Linked DNA regions of Homo sapiens: region 2 is linked to region 1. Evidence: read pairs that join two places in POLR2A ChIA-PET (ENCODE). Cell type or tissue: CD4-positive, alpha-beta T cell. All regions are shown on one strand. Links, peaks and the distances in the headings refer to the core of each region. The heading gives the core; the rest is flanking DNA.

Region 1 (5,000 bases), core at 1-5,000:
CATCTCAAAAAAAAAAAAAAAAAAAAAAAAAGCTCTTAGCTTAAAATAGGAGAAGATATTAATTTGATAAAGGGTTTCTATTAGGAAAAAAAAGTAAGGAATATTTATATCACACTTTGTAATGGCAAAAACAAAACAGAAAAATTTAAATGTATATCAATAAAGCATTATTCAAGCTTAGTACATCTGTACAGTGGAATACTCTGCAGCCATTAGAAAGAAGGGGGTCAGGCCAGGTGTGGTGGCTCATGCCTGTAACCCCAGCACTTTGGGAGGCTGAGGTGGGCGGATCACAAGGTCAGGAGATCGAGACCATCCTGGCTAACACGGTGAAACCCCGTCTCTACTAAAACTACAAAAAAATTAGCTGGACGTGGTGGCGGGTGCCTGTAGTCCCAGCTACTTGGGAGGCTGAGGCAGGAGAATGGCGTGAACCCGGGAGGTGGAGCTTGCAGTGAGTGGAGATTGCGCCACTGCACTCCAGCCTGGGCGACAGAGCGAGACTCTGTCTCAAAAAAAAAAGAGAAAGAAGGGGGTCTATCTATATGTACTGAGAGGACAAAAATGTAGATCAATATGATGTAATCTCATTTTTTGTAAAAAATAAATATTGTGTTGCTTACAAGTAGAAAATGCATACCAAGCAAGTAAAAGATAGTTATTCTGGGGAATTTTGTGGGAGTAGTGTTGAATTGGCTTTTTTTGTGTGTGATGAAGTCTCACTCTGTCGCCCAGGCTAGAGTGCAGTGGCACCATCTCGGTTCACTGCAACCTCTGCCTCCTGAGTTCAAGCGATTCTCCTGCCTCAGACTCCAGTGTAGCTGGGATTACGGGTGTGCACCACCACGCCCAGCTAATTTTTTGTATTTTTAGTAGATATGAAGTTTCACCATGTTGGCCAGGCTGGTCTTGAACTCCTGACCTCAGGTGATCTGCCCACCTTGGCCTCCCAAAGTGCTGGGATTACAGGCATGAGCCACTGTGCCCAGTCTGAACTGACTTTTTACTTTATGCGTTTCTATGTTATGTGATTTGCTACACTAAGCACAATTTTTATTTTAAAATATTATTAAAAAGTGCTGTAGGCCAGAGGTGGTGGCTCATGCCTGTAATCCCATCATTTTGGAAGGCTAAGGTGGGAGGATCCCTGGAGCCTAGGAGTTTGAGGCCAGCCTGGGCAACACAGTGAGCCCCCACTGCTACAAAAAATTTAAAAATTAGCTGGGGATGGTAGTGTGCACCTGTAGTTCCAGCTACTTAGGAGGCTGAGGCAGGAGGACTGCTTGAGCCCTGGAGGTTGAGTCTGCAGTGAGCCATGTTTGCACCACTGCACTCCAGCCTGGGCAACAGAGTGAGGCCCTATCTCAAAAAAAAAAAAAAAAACAAAACAAAAACTCTTAAAGATAAAAAAATAAAATAAAATAAAATGCAACTCAGACCATGCTATTCCCCTGCTTAAATCCTTCACTGAGAGTTCCAATTCTAGGTAAGTTGGTTATAATAAGCTCAATCTACTGTGTCTTTCCCACTGAATTCAATACAAAACCTGGACATAATACATGTGGCATACAAGGACTCTGGAAAAGTAAAAAGTAGCAGGCAAACTGAAGATGACCAGAATTATCATTATCCCCCCTCTAGCAAGCTCTGGCCTGAATGCAGCGCTGACTAAAACCTAAGAACTAAGGGCTGAGGTGAAGTGTGAGTGCGAGAGTGTGTGAATTCCAGAAGCTCTCTAGTACCAGTTTGAAGAGTGGAAAGGGGAACTCCTAATTCCTGTTCTTCCTTGTCCTGGCTCCCAAGCAAGCCACTGGCAGTGGTGGGAGAGGCTGCAGTGACAGCAGGCAAGAGCTAAGGCTCTCAGAAAGGGGAGCCTTCTTTCCTTTTTTTTTTTTTTTTTTTTTTTGAGACGGAGTCTCGCTCTGTCGCCCAGGCTGGAGTGCATTGGCGTGATCTCGGCTCACTACAAGCTCCACCTCCCGGGTTCACACCATTCTCCTGCCTCAGCCTCCCGAGGAGCTGGGACTATAGGCGCCCGCCACCACGCGTGGCTATTTTTTTTTTTTTTTTTGTATTTTTAGTAGAGATGGGGTTTCACTGTGTTAGCCAGGATGGTCTTGATCTGACCTCATGATCCGCCCACCTCGGCCTCCCAAAGTGCTGGGATTACAGGCGTGAGCCACCGCGCCTGGCCAGAGGAGCCTCCTTTTCTGAGCAGGGGCGCTCTGGTCTCAGGAGGGCGGAGTAGACCCCTGTTGCTTTTGCATTACCCTCCTGTCACCTGGCCCTGGGTGTAGGAATAGTCAGGGTAGTGCAAGACAGAGTGGGGGTAACTAAACCTTCAGCTTTTGGCCAAATAACTGAAAAGAGAAGCCTCAGGGGGAAAAACTAGCTGGGAGAGCCCCAGGAAAGCAACCCAATACATTTTTATGAACTACAGGGCTCACTCCTGGACTACACATGTATGGCCTTGATCCTAAGTAGCACAGATCACTACCAAGGTCACAGATTGACCACTAGGTGGCGTGCACACACAGGACAGATCTGAATACTACCGCAAAGGAAAATGAACTAATGTTAAAACCACAATGCACAGGCAGTGGTTTGGAACTTCAGCTTGAACCTAACCAGGTCAACTGTCTGCTAAAAAATATCAACATCCTTCATAGGATTTAAATAAGATCCACAGTCTCAAATAGTGTATTTTAATAATACACTATTCAAAATGTCCAGATGCAGCCAGTTGTGGCGGCTCATGCCTGTAATCCCAACACTTTGGGAGGCCAAGGTGGGTGGATCACCTGAGGTCAGGAGTTCGAGACCAGCCTGGCCAACATGGCGAAACCCTGTCTCTACTAAAAATACAAAATAATTAGCCAGGTGTGGTGGTGCACACCTGTAATCCCAGCTACTCGGGAGGCTGAGACATGAGAATCTCTTGAACCTGGGAGGCCGAGGTTGCAGTGAGCTGAGATTGCACCACTGCACTCCAGCCTGGGTGACAGAGTGAGACTCCATCTCGAAAAACAAAAACAAGAAAACAAAAAAACCCAAAATGTCCAGATGCAACCCCAGATTACTCAGCATAAGAAAAAGCAGGAAGAGGGGCTGGGCGTGGTGGCTCACGCCTGTAATCTCAGCACTTTGGGAGGCCGAGGTGGGTGGATCACCTGCAGTCAGGCGTTTGAGAGCAGCCTGGCCAACATGGCAAAACCCCATCTCTACTAAAAATACACAAACACACAAAAATAGCTGGGCGTGGTGGCGCCAGTCCCAGCTACTCGGGAGGCTGAGACAGGAGAATTGCTTGAACCCAGGAGGCAGAGGCTGCAGTGAGCCGAGGTCACACCACTGCACTCTAGCATGGGCGATAGAGTGAGACTCCGTCTCAAAAAAAAAAAAAAAAAAAAAAAGAAAAAGCAGGAAGATTTCAACTCACACGAGAAAAGATGAGATGCTAGCTAGCATTAAAATGATGCAAATGTTAAAATCATCTGACAAAGAATTTAAAGCAGCTATAATACAAATGTTCCAATAAGCAATTCTGAATGGTCTTGAGACAAACAGAAAAATGGAAAGTCTCAGCAAAGAAACAGATATGAAGAATAAAATGAAAATTTTAGAACTGAAAAATGCAGTTACGTGCTGTATAACCATGTTTCCATCAACAACGGACTGCATATACAGTGAGGATCCTGTAAGATTATAATAGAGCTGAAAAATTCCTATCACCTAGTGACATCATAGTCATTGTGACATAGCACAATTACTTAATTTTTAAATAAATTTAGTGTAGCCTAAATGTACAGCATTTATAAAGTCTACAGTAATGTAATGTCCTAAGTTTTCACATTTACTTACCACTTAGTGACAACCAGAGCAACTTCTAGTCCTGCAAGCTCCATTAACGTTAAGAGCCCTTTACAAATTGTACCATTTAAAAAAATTTTTTAAATGAAAATCTCCAATTGTTTATTTCCTGAAGCTAAAAAATCTTTATATCATATTTTTTACTGTACCTTTTCTATGTTTAGATATGTCTAGATACACAAATACTTACCATTGTGTTATAATCAACTACAGTACAGTAGCATGCTGTACTGGCTTGTAGCCCAGGATCGGTAGGCTATATATCATGTAGTATAGGTGTGTAGAAGTCTATACCACCTAGGTTTGTATAAGTGTGCTCTAAGATGTTTACACAGTGATGAAATCACCCAACAATGCATTTCTCAGAATGTAACCTCATTGTTAACGCATGGCTGTAACTGAAATTTTAAAATCATAGAAATAAAATTCAGTAACAGAAATTATCCAATCTGAACAACAGAGAGAAAAAAAGTTTAAAAAAAACTGAACTGGCCAGGCACAGAGGCTCACGCCTGTAATCCCAGCACTTTGGGAGGCCGACGCGGGCAGATCACGAGGTCAAGAGATCGAGGCCATCCTGGCCAACATGGTGAAACCTTGTCTGTACTAAAAATACAAAATACAAAATACAAAAATTAGCTGGGTGTGGTGATGCACGCCTGTAGTCCCAGCTACTTGGGAGGCTGAAGCAGGACAATCACTTGAACCTGGGAGGCAGAGGTTGCAGTAAGCCGAGATTGCGCCACTGCACTCCAGCCTGGTGACAAAGCGAGACTCCGTCTCAAAAACAAACAAACAAAAACTGAACAAAACTTCAAGGACTTAAGAGATAATAACAAAAATTATATATTCATGTACTTGAAGTTCCAGAAAGAGAGGAGGTAGGGTATGGTGCTGAGAAAATATTTGACAAAATTATGGCTGATCAGTACCCAAGTGTGGTGAAACACATAAACCTACATATTCAAGAAGCTCAGTAAACCCCAAATAGAATAAAGCCAAAGAAATACATATCCAGTCACAATATAATCAAACTGCTGAAGACCAACAACAGAAAAAAAAACATCGAGAGCAACCAGAGAAATAGGCACTGTTTATATAGATGAACAATGATTCAACTGACTGCAGAT
Region 2 (13,372 bases), core at 70-5,069, 140 kb after region 1:
TTTGGATTGGATGAATTCCAAATTCTGCTTGCTTGCTTTTTAATATTGATATGCTTATACACTTACACTTTATGCACAAAATGTAGGGTTATAATAATGTTAACATGGACATGATCTTCTTTATAATTCTACTTTGAGTGCTGTCTCCATGTTTGATGTATCTGAGCAGGTTGCTCCACAGGTAGCTCTAGGAGGGCTGGCAACTTAGAGGTGGGGAGCAGAGAATTCTCTTATCCAACATCAACATCTTGGTCAGATTTGAACTCTTCAATCTCTTGCACTCAAAGCTTGTTAAGATAGTTAAGCGTGCATAAGTTAACTTCCAATTTACATACTCTGCTTAGAATTTGGGGGAAAATTTAGAAATATAATTGACAGGATTATTGGAAATTTGTTATAATGAATGAAACATTTTGTCATATAAGATTCATATTTACTTCTTATACATTTGATAAAGTAAGGCATGGTTGTGGTTAATCTGGTTTATTTTTGTTCCACAAGTTAAATAAATCATAAAACTTGATGTGTTATCTCTTATATCTCACTCCCACTATTACCCCTTTATTTTCAAACAGGGAAACAGTCTTCAAGTTCCACTTGGTAAAAAATGTGAACCCCTTGTATATAGAGTTTGGCTCACAGTGTAAAGGGCCTCAGTGATTCACATTTTCCAGATTAGGAATCTGATGCTCAAAGAAGTTAAATGGCATAGTTGGGGTGACACAGCTGTCTAGTGGGAGGCCAGCCTTCTATATTTTAGCCAGCGTTCTTTCCTGCGGGCCAGGTCATGAGGAGTATGCAGACTCTAAGAGGGAGCAAAAGTATCTGAAGGATTTAATATTTTAGCAAGGAATAGATATACAATCATCCCTTGGTCTCCCTGGGGGATTGGTTTCAGGACCCCTTCTTGGACACCAAATCTATGGATATTTAAGTCCCTTCTATAAAATGGTATAGTATTTGCATATAACCTATCCACATCCTCCTGTATACTTTAAATCATTTCTAGATTACTTGTAATACCTAATACAATGTAAATGCTATGCAAATAGTTGTTATTGTTTAAGGAATAATGACAAGAAAAAAAAGTCTGTACATGCTCAGTAAAGACACAACCATCCCTTTTTTTCCCCAGTGTTTTTGATCCATGGTTTGCTGAATCCACAGATGTGGAGCCCCTGGATACGGAAGGCCCGCTGTACTTTGAATGACAAATAACAGATTTAAAATTTTCAAGGCATAGTTTTATACCTGATGGCCAGCTTTGTTTATTTGACCAAGAATCTGAGTTAGCTAGTTCTAGGTACTGACAGGATAAATAAAACACAACACTGCTCCCGATCTTCTCAGTTTAGCAGAGGGACAGATATGCACTCAAATAATTAAAATATATCCTGATAAGAATATAGCATAGGTACGCGCGAAGAACTTGGCAATCGAAATTTTGTTGTTCAGGCTGGGCGAGGTGTCTCATGTCTGTAATCCCAGCACTTTGGGAGGCCATGGTAGGATGATCGCTTGAGCCCAGGAGTCCGAGACCAGCCTGGGCAACATAACAAGACCCTGTCTCAATTCAAAGAATTGAATTAAAAAAAACAAAAAATAATTTTTTTAAAAAAGAAATGTTGTTGTTCAAGGAACAACAACAAAAATCTAGGGAGGTGTTAGAGAAGCCATTTGCCTGAGCTGAGAGTAAGTTGCTAGTGGTTCTCTTGATTGGTAGGTGGGGCCTGGGTTTCCAGGCATGGTAGCCAGGAAGGACAGCCACATGGCAGGTTTGGGTAATTCCAAACAGTGGAGGAAGGGTGTCTGGGGGAAGACTTGTAGGAACTCAGCTGAAAAAATTGGGGGATGATACTCTGAAAGAAAAACAAAGTTTTAAAATTTCTACTCTTACACTTAACACATAATGCTTCTGTGACCGGATATTTAGGGGTTTTCCCCCCACACTCTGTTAGGAGAAAAATTTTAGACAGATTAAATTTAACAGAGTTTAACTGAGCAAAAATGATTCTCGAACCAGGCAGCTGCCGGAGCCAGAATAGGTTCAAAATGACTCTGGGGGTGCCACATGGTTGGATGACATTTAGGGACAGAAAAAGGAAAGTGATGTGCAGAAAATGGAAGTCAGGGGCAGAAGCAGCCAGATTGGTTGCAGTTCAGCATTTGCCTCATTTAAACAGGGTTTGAAGAGTTGGCCACCTGTGATTGGCTGAGACTCTGTGGTATAAGAGTAAGTTACAGTCTGTTTACACATCCAGTTAGGTTACAGTTCACTATGCAGAGAGAAATCTTTAGCCTGAACTTACACAGGGAGGCAGTTTTATTTATTTATTTAATTTTTTTTTTTTGAGACAAGGTCTCACTCTGTCACCCGGGCTGGAGTTCAGTGGTATGATCATGGCTTATTGCAGCCTCGACTTCCTGGCCTCAAGCAATCCTTCCGCCTCAGGCTCTAGAGTAGCTGGGACTACAGGCACATGTCAGCATGCCTGGCTAATTTTGTTTTTTAATTTTTAGTAGAGATGAACTCCTGGCCTTGCACAATTCTTTCGCCTCAGCCTCCGAAAATGCTGGGATTACAGGTGTGAGCCACTGTGCCCAGCTAAGGCAACTTTAGGCTAAACCTTTTTTTGAGACAGAGTTTCTCTCTTGTTGTCTAGGCTGGAGTGCAGTTGCACCATCTTGGCTCACTGCAACCTCCACCTCCAGGGTTCAAGTGATTCTCGTTCCTCAGCCTCCCGAGTAACTGGGATTACAGGCATGCGCCACCACGCCTGGCTAATTTTGTGTTTTTAGTAGAGATGGTGTTTCACCATGTTGTCCAGGCTGGTCTCAAACTCCTGGCCTCAAGTGATCCTCTGGCCTCAGCTTCCCAGAGTACTGAGATTACAGGCATGAGCCACTGTGCCCTGCCTAGGCTAAACTTAATTTAACAACACCAAACAATCTCCAGCAGACACCAACTGGGTATCCCATAATTCAATTCGATTTTGATTGGATCTACCTGGAGATGGTGTCAGATCCCGCTGGTTGAGGGTTCAGTCCCACAAGACTGCCCTCCACTTCAGATGCCAATCACACATTGTAGGTTGTTACCTCTACTTCTGACTGACCAGCTGGAAACCAGAACTCCCATGACTGCCTCCTTGACTTTGGTTAATTTGCTAGGACAGTTCATATTTACCAATCTATTATAAAAGATTAAAGGCTACAGACGAATAACTAGATGAAAAGATGAATAGGGCTATATGTAGGGGGTTGTGGTGGTGACAGTCCATGCCCTCTCCAGGTGTATGCCACCCTCCCAGCACCTCCACACATTCAGCAAACAGGAAGCTCATCGTTCAAGAGTTTTTATAGAGCTTGATCTCCAGCTCCCCTTCACCTTCCCAGAGGTGGATGGGTGGGGGTGGAAGTTCCAACACACTAATCTTCTCATCACTTGGTCTTTCTGGTGACTAGCACCATCCTGAGGCTATCTAGGGGCCCAAACCTATGAGTATAACCTCATTAGCATATACTCAAGGGTTACCAAAGAGGCTTATTATTAATAATAAAAGACACTCCTATCACTCAAAATTCAAAGGATTTTAGGAACTTCTGACAGGAACTGGGGACAAAGACCAAATGTGTTTCATATTATACCACACTTACCTAGGCCATTCATTAACTCTTCACCTGGCTGCAAACTAAAATTACATGTAGAGTTTGTAAGAACAAAACAAACACACACACAGACACACACACACACACACACACACACACACACACACACACACAAAACAACAAGGCAGGCACGGTGGCTCACGCCTGTAAGCCCAACACTTTGGAAAGTCAAGGTGAGCAGATTACGAGGAGTTCAAGACCAGCCTGGCTAACATGGTGAAACCCTGTCTCTACTAAGAATACAAAAATTAGCCAGGCATGGTGGCACGTGCCTATAATCCCAGCTACTCAGGAGGCTGAGGCAAGAGAATCGCTTGAACCTCGGAGGCAGAGGTTGCAGTGAGCCGAGATCATGCCATTGCACTCCAGCCTGAGTGACAGAGTGAGACTCCATCTCAAAAACAGCAACAACAACAACAACAACAACAACAACAACAACAACAACTCACCAGCTTCCCAGACTCCCATCCAGGCCAATTAAACCATAATCTCTCGGTATGGAGCCCAGGTATAGTGTTATTTTTTAAAAAACCTCTAGATAGTTTTAATGTACATCCAAGATTGACAGACCCATTGAGTTCAGTCATAAAGAACTCTCTCTCCATTCCATATCATTCAACAGAGCTATTTTGTGAGGGGCTGCTCTGCTGGCTGATATTACAAGGTAATACTATGTCAAAGTCAAATGAAATATAGAGTTGAATCTCTGAAATTAAAATGTTTTATTTGGGAGGAAAGAATTGCAACTCAGGGCATACACACAGACCAGCTGGTCTTTGGCATGTCTGAAGTACAAAAAGGTTTTATAAAATGGGAAAATGTTACTTATCGCTCTGAGAAAATTTCACTGGTGCTAGTAAAGTTTTGAGGAGCTGGCAAGTTTTGATTGGCAAATGATGACAATAAACAGAACTAGTCTCAGAGTTGTAGCAGGTCATTTCAGTAGCCATTAGTTAAACCTGGTTTCAGATGATAGCAGGCAGTTTCAGCTTCCAGGCTTGCAGAAAATCGCATTTTTGGAACAATGTTTTGTGCCCTGAGTGCTTCTCCCTGGCTTCTTGACTCTGTTTTAGTTGAGTAAGACAAAAATGACCCAGTTTGATGACCAACTTTCACAGTTCCTTTGGAGCATGCCTTAGTTTCTCTTTTTAGAAGAGAGCAAGCAAAGAGGAGGAATACAGGAAGCTTAATTAACCTTATTAAATATAATTGTGCAATGCAAATTAAACTGAAAAGTCCCAACATCAGTAATAGAGAAGTAGATCCTACATACTGACATGGAAGCATACCCATACTATATTGCTGAAACAAAAATTAGTTTCTACAAAATATGTGTAAGAAGCCACTTTAAAAAAACAAACTAGGTGGGGCATGGTGGCTCACACCTGTAATCCCAGCATTTTTGGAGGCCAAGGTGGGAGGACTGCGTGAGCTAAGAAGTTTGAGACAAGCCTGGGCAACATAGTGAGACCCAGTCTCTCTCTCTATTTATGTATTTATTTATGTATGTACATATTTATTGATTTATTTATTTGAGACGGAGTCTTGCCCTGTCACCCAGGCTGGAGTGCAATGTCGTGATCTCAGCTCACTGCAACCTCCACCTCCCAGGTTCAAACGATTCTCCTGCCTCAGCCTCCTGAGTAGCTGGAATTACAGGCACCCGCCACCATACCCAGCTAATTATTTTTTGTATTTTTAGTAGAGACGGGATTTCATCATGTTGGTCAGGCTGGTCTCAAACTCCTGACCTCATGATCCACCCGCCTCGGCCTCCCAAAGTGCTGGGATTACAGGTGTGAGCCACCGCGCCCGGCCGAGACCCAGTCTCTTTAAAAAAAAATGGCTAACATGGTGAAACCCCATCTCTACTAAAAATACAAAAATTAGCTGGGTGTGGTGGTACATACCTGTAATCCCAGCTACTTGGGAGGCTGAGGCAGGAGAATCACTTGAACCCAGGAGGCGGAGGTTGCAGTGAGCGGAGATTGCATCACCGCACACTAGCCTGGGTGACAGAGCAAGACTTTGTCACACACACACACACAAAAAAGTGGACGCTTGCATCACTTGAGCCTGGGAGGTTGAGGCTGCAGTGAGCAGAGATCAGGACACTACACTCCAGCCTGGGTGATGAAGCAAGTCCCTCAAAAAGGAAAAAAAAAAAAAGTAGACCCTTGCACCCCAAATCTGTATTGTTCAAAGGTTAACTGTATCCTCCTTTAAAAAAGGGGTTACTGTTAAATAATAATTTTTATATCTTACTTTTTTTCATGATCCCTAAGGAAAACATGTCACAAATGGATATGTCTTTCTAGTTTTGTCAACAACCACTTTCACGGTATTTTTGGGCTGTTGCTTTTTACTTGTCATTTTTGTGTTGTAAACCCTTGAAGCAAAACTCAAGGTCTTTTCTTTTTTTCTTTTCTTTTCTTTTCTGAGACAGGGTATTACCCTGTCACCCAGGCTTGTGTGCAGAGGCACAATCTTGGCTCACTGCAGCCTCAGCCTCTTGGACTCAAGCAATCCTCCCATCTCAGCCTCCCAAGTAGCTGAGACCACAGGTGTGCACCACCCATTCCTGGCTAATTTTTTTTGTGTATTTTTTTGTAGAGATGGGGGTCTCACTATGTTTCCCTGGCTGGTCTTGAACTCTTGGGTTCAAGCGATCCTCCAGTCTCGCCTCTCAAAGTGCTGGGATTACAGAGCCACCACACTCAGCCATTTCCTATAATAAAAAAATATTTTGTCTGTGATGTAGCCATCAAAGTTTTAGGGGGAAAAATTGGCATTGTCTTTCCCTGGAGTCTAGACCTATAGGAAAAAAATTGAAGGCTAATATTTGGGTTCTAGATAACGCAAAATAAATAATAAAACATCTGTGATTACCTTGATTGAAAAGTTTGTGCATAGAAATTATTCTGGTACTTTGGAGAGCTACAAGAAGGCCTAACAGAAAAAAAAACTGATAAATACAATTAAAATAACAGTCGAGCATATATTAAAGCACTTACTATGCACTAAACTCTATATATCTCCTGTCATTAGTTGGATGCAATTATTAGACATCTTTGGTCCTCCACAACATAGGTGATTAAAAAGCCTAAGAAACTGAAGCGTTATCTATGTCTTTGGTAAGACACACAGGCCCAAGTGAAGCCTGCAATGATGTGCAGGCTTCCCCTCCCCCACGGACCACATGGACCACTTCCTCTTTTTTTTTTTTTTTTTTTTTCTTTAGACAGAGTCTCACTGTATCGCCTAGGCTGGAGTGCAGTGGCGCAATCTCGGCTCACTGCAACCTCTGCTTCCTGGGTTCAAGTGATTCTCCTGCCTCAGCCTCCCGAGTAGCTGGGAATACAGGCATGCACCACCATGCCTGACTAATTTTTTTATGTGTGTGTTTTTGGTAGAGATGGGGTTTCACCATGCTGGCCAGGCTGGTCTCAAACTCCTGACCTCGTGATCTGCTCGCCTTGGCCTCCCAAAGTGCTGGGATTACAGGCACTTCCTCTTTTTACTGTTTTCACTTAGAAAAACTGAGAGGACTTTTGCTGCCACTGAATGACACAGCATAGTTGAAGTGGTTTTCTCGTCATTTATTATGGCTCGAATGTTTGTCCCTTCTGAAATTCATGTTGAAACTTAATCCTGGCTGGGCACAGTGGCTCACACTTCTAATCCCAGCATTTTGGGAGGCTGAGACTGGAGGATCGCATGAGCCCAGGAGTTTGAGACCAGCCTGGGCAACATAGTGAGTCCTCCTCTCTACAAAATCAAACAAACAAAAATTAGCTGGGTGTGGTAGCACACACCTGTGGTCCCAGCTACTTGGAAGGCGGAGGCAGGAGGATTGTTTGAACCCAGGAGGAGTTTAAGAGCAGTCTGGGCAATATAGTGAGACCTCATATCTGTCTATCTATGTATCTATGTATCTATGTATCTATGTATCTATCTATCTATCTATCTATCTAAAATAAATTAAATTAAAAAATAAAAAATAATGAGGCAAAGAAAAGAAAGTTAATCCTCAATATAACAGTATTAAGAAGTAGGGCATTTAAGAGGTGACTGGGTCATGAGGGCTCCTTCATGAATGGATTAATGGATTAATGGGTTATCCTGAGAATGGGTCTGTTATAAAAGCCAGTTTCGCTCTTTCTCTTGTGCCCCTCTAAATCTTTATCTTTAGCCATGTTATGATGCCTCTCTGATATCTTTACCCATGTTATGATGCGGAACAAAGCCCTCACCCAAAGCAAACCAGATACAGCCCCTCAATGTTGAACTTCTCAGCCTCTTCCATACATTTTTCTTCCTTTCTTTTTTTTGAGATAGGATCTTGCTCTGCCATTGTGCCATTGCAGCCTCAAACTCTTGGGCTCAAGTGATCCTGCTGCTTCAGCATCCTGAGTAGCGGGGCTTACAGATGCACACCCCCATGCATCACTAATTTTTTTTTTTTTTTTTGAGATGGAGTCTTGCTAGGTCACCCAGGCTGGAGTGCAGTGGTGCGATCTCGGCTCACTGCAACCTCTGCCTCCTGGGTTCACACCATTCTCCTGCCTCAGCCTCCCAAGTAGCTGGGACTACAGGTGCCTGCCACCACGCCAGGTTAATTTTTTGTATTTTTAGTAGAGACAGGGTTTCACCGTGTTAGCCAGGATGGTCTCGATCTCCTGACCTCATGATCCACCCATCTTGGCCTCCCAAAGTGCTGGGATTACAGGCATGAACCACTGCGCCCGGCCGCATCGCTAGTTTTTAAAAACTTTTTGTAGAGACAGATTCTTACTATGTTGCCAAGGCTGGTCTCAAACTCCTGGCCTCAAGAGATCCTCCAGTCTTCGGCCTCCCAAAAAGATGGGATTACAGGCATGAGCCACCTCACCTGGCCTCTTTTTTTTGTATATTACCTGATCTCAGGTATTCTGCTATAGCAACAGAAAGACGAAGACAGAATCCTTAGCTGTCTGCAAGTGTGCATGCCATTTTCATCATCTGAAGAGTCAGCGAGTGTCTTAGGTGGAGTCTTGCAAAAGCAGGCCCTGAGCCAAAGATTTGGATGCAAATGACTTGTTAAGAAAGGGCTCTTCGAGACCGTGCCATTGCACTCCAGCCCGGGCAAGAAGAGTGAAACTCTGTTTCAAAAAAAAAAAAGTGGGGGGCTCCTAGGAAAAGAACAGTAAAGGAGTGGGGGATGAAGGACAGGGAATGGGAAGAAGCCAAGCGAGAGCATGATTTCCGAAGTCCTACACTCAGCCTGATCACACGGGAAGCTTTAGAACAAAGAACACACCTCAGAGTTTTTCCTGCCTCAACACAAAGGAGCTGGGCTTTGGTGCTCTTCATCAGCCTGTCTTTGGCTATCCAGGGTTGTGGAACGAGGTGAAACATAAAACTCCGAGGTACTTCCGGCTCCCTCCAGTGTCTGAGGGTAATCTGCAGGACTGAGGGTAATTGCAGATGCTAGCTGTTAGCAGCAAACTATGCAAAAGCTGAGGACTGGCTTATAAAGCCAGATCTGGGTGAGTCATGTTTCCTGTCAACATCCTCTGCTGGGCCCATAACACATGCAACCCCAAACTTCCATTACAAGTTCAAAGTTTCTAAGGGGATAGCATTACAGTGTGTATGATATTGGACTCAGACCTGAGTTTGAATCCTAATTCCACAAAAGAAATTGGAAAAGAGTCATATTGCTGACTTGACCCTTTGTCACCATATCCATAAAATGGGATAATTATTCCTATATCATAAATTTACTTATTTATTCACTTAGTCATTTGTTAAATAAATATGGAGTGTCTACTTTGTGCCGGGCACTCTTTTTAGGGTGGTTCTGAGAAGGGGATGGCAATGAGAAGGGCTCTCTAAGATGCAAGACTCCAGGCAACTGCTTTTACTTCCAGTGGTTCTTTATTTTCACAGCTCATTAGAGCAAATTACCACAGCAGGGAGATACAGGTTGAGTATCCCTTATCCGAAAAGCCTGGCACCAGAAGTGTTTTAAATTTTGGATTTTTTTTTGATTTTTGGAATATTTGTTAATTATCAGTTGAGCATCTCTAATGTGAAAATCTAAAATCCAAAATGCCCCAGTGACCCTTTCCTTTGAGCATCATGTTGGTGCTCAAAAAGTTTGAGATGTTGGAGCATTTAGGATTTCAGATTTTTGGATTAAGGATACTCATTTTGTACAATGGAAAACTTCTTGGCACTAATCTGATGAAAGAAGAAACTACGGGAGAATCCCTTTCCCTAAAAGGCTTTCAGTAACAAGATGGCCCTGACTCATTCTGGACAGTTCCTCCAAAGGTAGGCCTACAGGTAGAACTCTTTTCTGGCAGCATAGGGGTTTTCCAGAATGAAGGTGTATTTTTTTTTTACTGAGGCCAGGAAAGGTGAAGAGAATGAAGGGTTCCTAGTGACGATGCAGCAACCAAGTCATTTATGTAATGGAGCCTTATCTGACAGATTTCTAGGATAGAAACTCAGTATCCAAGCTCAGGCTTGGCAGACTGAGGTGGGCACCGTCCCCAGGATTGCAGTGTGGATTAGAGGTTTCAACCCCAATCATATTCAACAGCTCCCTTTCCCCCAACAACCCCTTTTTATAACAATTGTTTTGTGGTGATTCTTTTACTAATATGATCATGAAAATTAAGTAATTTAGCTTGTGAATGCTCTAGCTTGGCTGCACTGCTGGTATAAAGAAGTGCCAGACACTTGCAACTGCCTAGGATCTCTGTGAACCAGCGGCATGGAAGACTGAGAGGCACGCTGGATTGATGGCTCAGATTCAAGTATGGTATTGCAGGTTCTGGTGTAATTTTCTAAAATGGCGAAAATCTCTAGGTAAAACTCCAAAAATAAAAAACCAACATACATCTTCCTTTGAGTTACCTGGTAGTTATATTCCTGGAAAATTCAGTGTATATGAGCCTGAGGTAGTAGATGGTCAATAAATACTCAAGAAATAAAAAAATAAAAAAATATAAAAATATAAAACACATTTCTTACATGTCCTTGGTGCTTGTAAGCCCAGATTATATGCAGGCTTTTTTTTGGACGGAGTCTCTGTTGCCCAGGCTGGAGTGAAGTGGCGAGATCTGGGCTCACTGCAACCTCCACCTCCTGGGTTCAAGCGATCCTCCTGCCTCAGCCTCCTGAGTAGCTGGGATTACAGGCACGCGCCACCACCCTCAGCTGATCTTTGTATTTTTAGTAGAGAAGGGGTTTCACCATGTTGGCCAGGCTGATGTAGAACTCCTGACCTCAAGTGATCCGCCCACCTCGGCCTCCCAAAGTGTTGGGATTACAGGCGTGAGTCACAGCGCCCGGCTGCTTTTTTATACATTAAGTGTGCTTGCAGAGGACTGCGACCTCTGGCCCTCGGCCTCTTAATAAATACTCCAAGTGACTTCATTGGAACAACCACTGAGAATCACTTATCTAGAGAGTGGGAAGTTGCTGATCTCATCACTGCATGGGGTGGGGTGAGGGAAGCAACCCTGCCCTTCCCCTTTCTCGGAAAGCAGCTGGCTTTGAAGAAAGAGAAACCAGGACGGGAAAGTCCTGATTTCTAATCTGAAACAGCGCTTTTTGTCCAGAGACCGGTGACGAGCGACCCTGGGCTCGGGTTTTGATTGGGCAGTTCGGAAACTGTAAAAGCGAATTAAAAGGGTGACAAGCTAGTGTTTTAGCCTATCCAGTTCCGGGAGTTTGCACGCAGACGCTCTGCTTCGTGACCTTGGCTCTGCTCTGTGGGCGCCGCCCCCAGCCTGGGCGCGTCCATCGTCGAGTACCTTCTCCTCTGCCTCCCCCTCCCTCTGCTTCTATCTCTCTCCAATTGCCCTCCCTGGCCTGCGGCCGCCCGGTCCTCCTTCCCAGCCCAGTGCAGCCAGGCACCCGGGTTCGGCTTGCTCAGGTCTCTGTCCGGGACTGGGAAGCCACGGAGGGCCGGGAAAGTGGCACACTCCTGGAGCTCAAGCTTCCTACTCTCTCATCGCTGAATAACTACCGGGCAGGACTGGGTGGAACAGACAGCATATTTAGGTCATTGATGGGCTGCTGGGTGGATGGAGCTGGAAAGTGATGGGCACTGCTTTCTGGGGCTGCCCAGGTTCCTTCCGAGGGCTCGCTTTTCCTGGGCAGAGCGGGAAAGAGGAGGGGCAGGCCGGTCGCGAAACGCAAATAGTCGAGAATAGCGATCCGGGGAGAAGCAGGTGTCTGTGGGGCCCAAGAGAAGTACCATCTCGGTAAGTAGGCCGGTGCATGCAGGGGAGCGCAGAGCCCTAAGCCCTTCTCTGGGGTCCGCCCGTTTTCCTGCTGGGCTTCTCATTTCCTCACTAGGTTCTACGGTTTGCCGATCTAAATCCAGTTCGTGTCCTATTGTATTGTGTAACATTTTTGGCAGCTTACATCTTTGTTTATTGAGATATAGTTCACAAACCATACAATTAACATATTTAAGTGTACATTTCAGTGGGTTTTAGTATATTCACAGGGTTGTGTAACCACCTCAATTTTAGGACATTTTCGTCACTCCCAAAAGAAATTTTGTACCAGTTCGGTGTCACTCCCATTTCTCCCAAACCCCTAGTCCTAGGAAACCACCAATCTTTCTGTCTCTATGGGTTTGCCTATTAGTATTTCATAGAAACAGAAACATATAATATGTGGTCTTTTGTAACTGGCTTCTGTTTTCAAAGGTCGTCATATTGTAGCAAGGATCAGTTCTTCATTCCTATTTATTGATGAATATTACTCTACTGTATAGATATACTAAGTTTTGTTTATCCATCTATAGTTAATGGGCATTTGGATTGTTTCCACTCTTCGGCTACTGAGAATAAAATGTGGTTATCAATATTCATGTATAAATTTTTGGTGTGGACATAGATTTTCAATTCTCTTGAGTATATATGCAGGAGTGGAATTGCTGGGTGATATGGTAACTCTATGTTTAATCTTTTAAGGAACTACTAGGCTGTTCTCCAAAGCTGAATGTACCATTGTGTATGAGAGTTCCAATTTTTCTACATCCTCACCAATACTTTTAATCTTTTTTTATTATAACCATTCTAGTGGATACGAAATGGTATCTCTTTATGGTTTTGATTTGTATTTCCCTAATGACTATGCATTATTTTAAAATTATAAGCTAATTAATTTTTACAAAGATTTACATGCTGTGATTTTGACAACTTAACTTCTAGGTCACATGCTCAAAAGTCACAGAGCCTAGACCCAAACCAAGCCTTTCTATGGCTAATGCTCGAACTCCATCCTCTCTTTCCTAGAAGGCAATCTGGGATAAATTTTTCAGAACTCCATTTGTTGCCTCTGTTAGAAAGAAAACACTGGGCAAGATGAACCTGCAAGTAGAGTAAATGGTTTATTTCTTATTTGCTTTTAGGAGTATGTAAGGAGATTTTTTGGTCTCCCGTTTTTACTTTATAAAAAATGAGTGAGTGGGCCAAGCGCTGTGGCTCATGCCTGTGATCCCAGCACTTTGGGAGACCGAGGCAGGCAGATCACCTGAGGTCAGGAGTTTGATATCAGCCTGACCAACATGGCAAAACCCCATCTCTGCTAAAAATACAAAAATTAGCCGGGTGTAGTGCCATGCACCTGTAATTCCAGCTATATGGGAGGCTGAGGCATGAACATTGCTTGAACCCCGGGGAGACGGAGGTTG

What was found. ChIA-PET counts read pairs that join two places held together with the same protein. Peaks named below come from ENCODE experiments on the same cell type or tissue, not always from the same donor. Only the 100,000 strongest peaks of a DNase experiment are listed, where the experiment ranks them.
Region 2: POLR2A ChIA-PET joins it to region 1 with 9 read pairs; 23 of 35 experiments call an interaction of 5 or more read pairs at or near these places.

The regions. Positions count from the first base shown.
Region 1 is chr15:44,576,137-44,581,136 of GRCh38, forward strand. The region is part of intron 30 of SPG11 (SPG11 vesicle trafficking associated, spatacsin); the gene reads right to left. Among named protein-coding and RNA genes, the nearest start is that of EIF3J, 41 kb to the left of the region's middle. In CD4-positive, alpha-beta T cell, for the core only: CTCF peaks have their summits at 2,525 (motif pointing right) and 2,729; a DNase peak (open chromatin) is centred at 2,545.
Region 2 is chr15:44,717,623-44,730,994 of GRCh38, forward strand. B2M (beta-2-microglobulin) reads left to right here. Exons shown (of 4, transcript NM_004048.4): 4 at 1-523. MIR10393 (microRNA 10393) reads left to right here and starts at 222; the gene lies at 222-271. It also overlaps the pseudogene RNF4BP. RefSeq lists enhancers at 8,969-9,263, 10,287-11,274, 11,275-12,260. In CD4-positive, alpha-beta T cell, for the core only: no CTCF peak of the experiment used is centred there; DNase peaks (open chromatin) are centred at 1,789, 2,159 and 3,379; H3K27ac peaks cover 3,604 bases.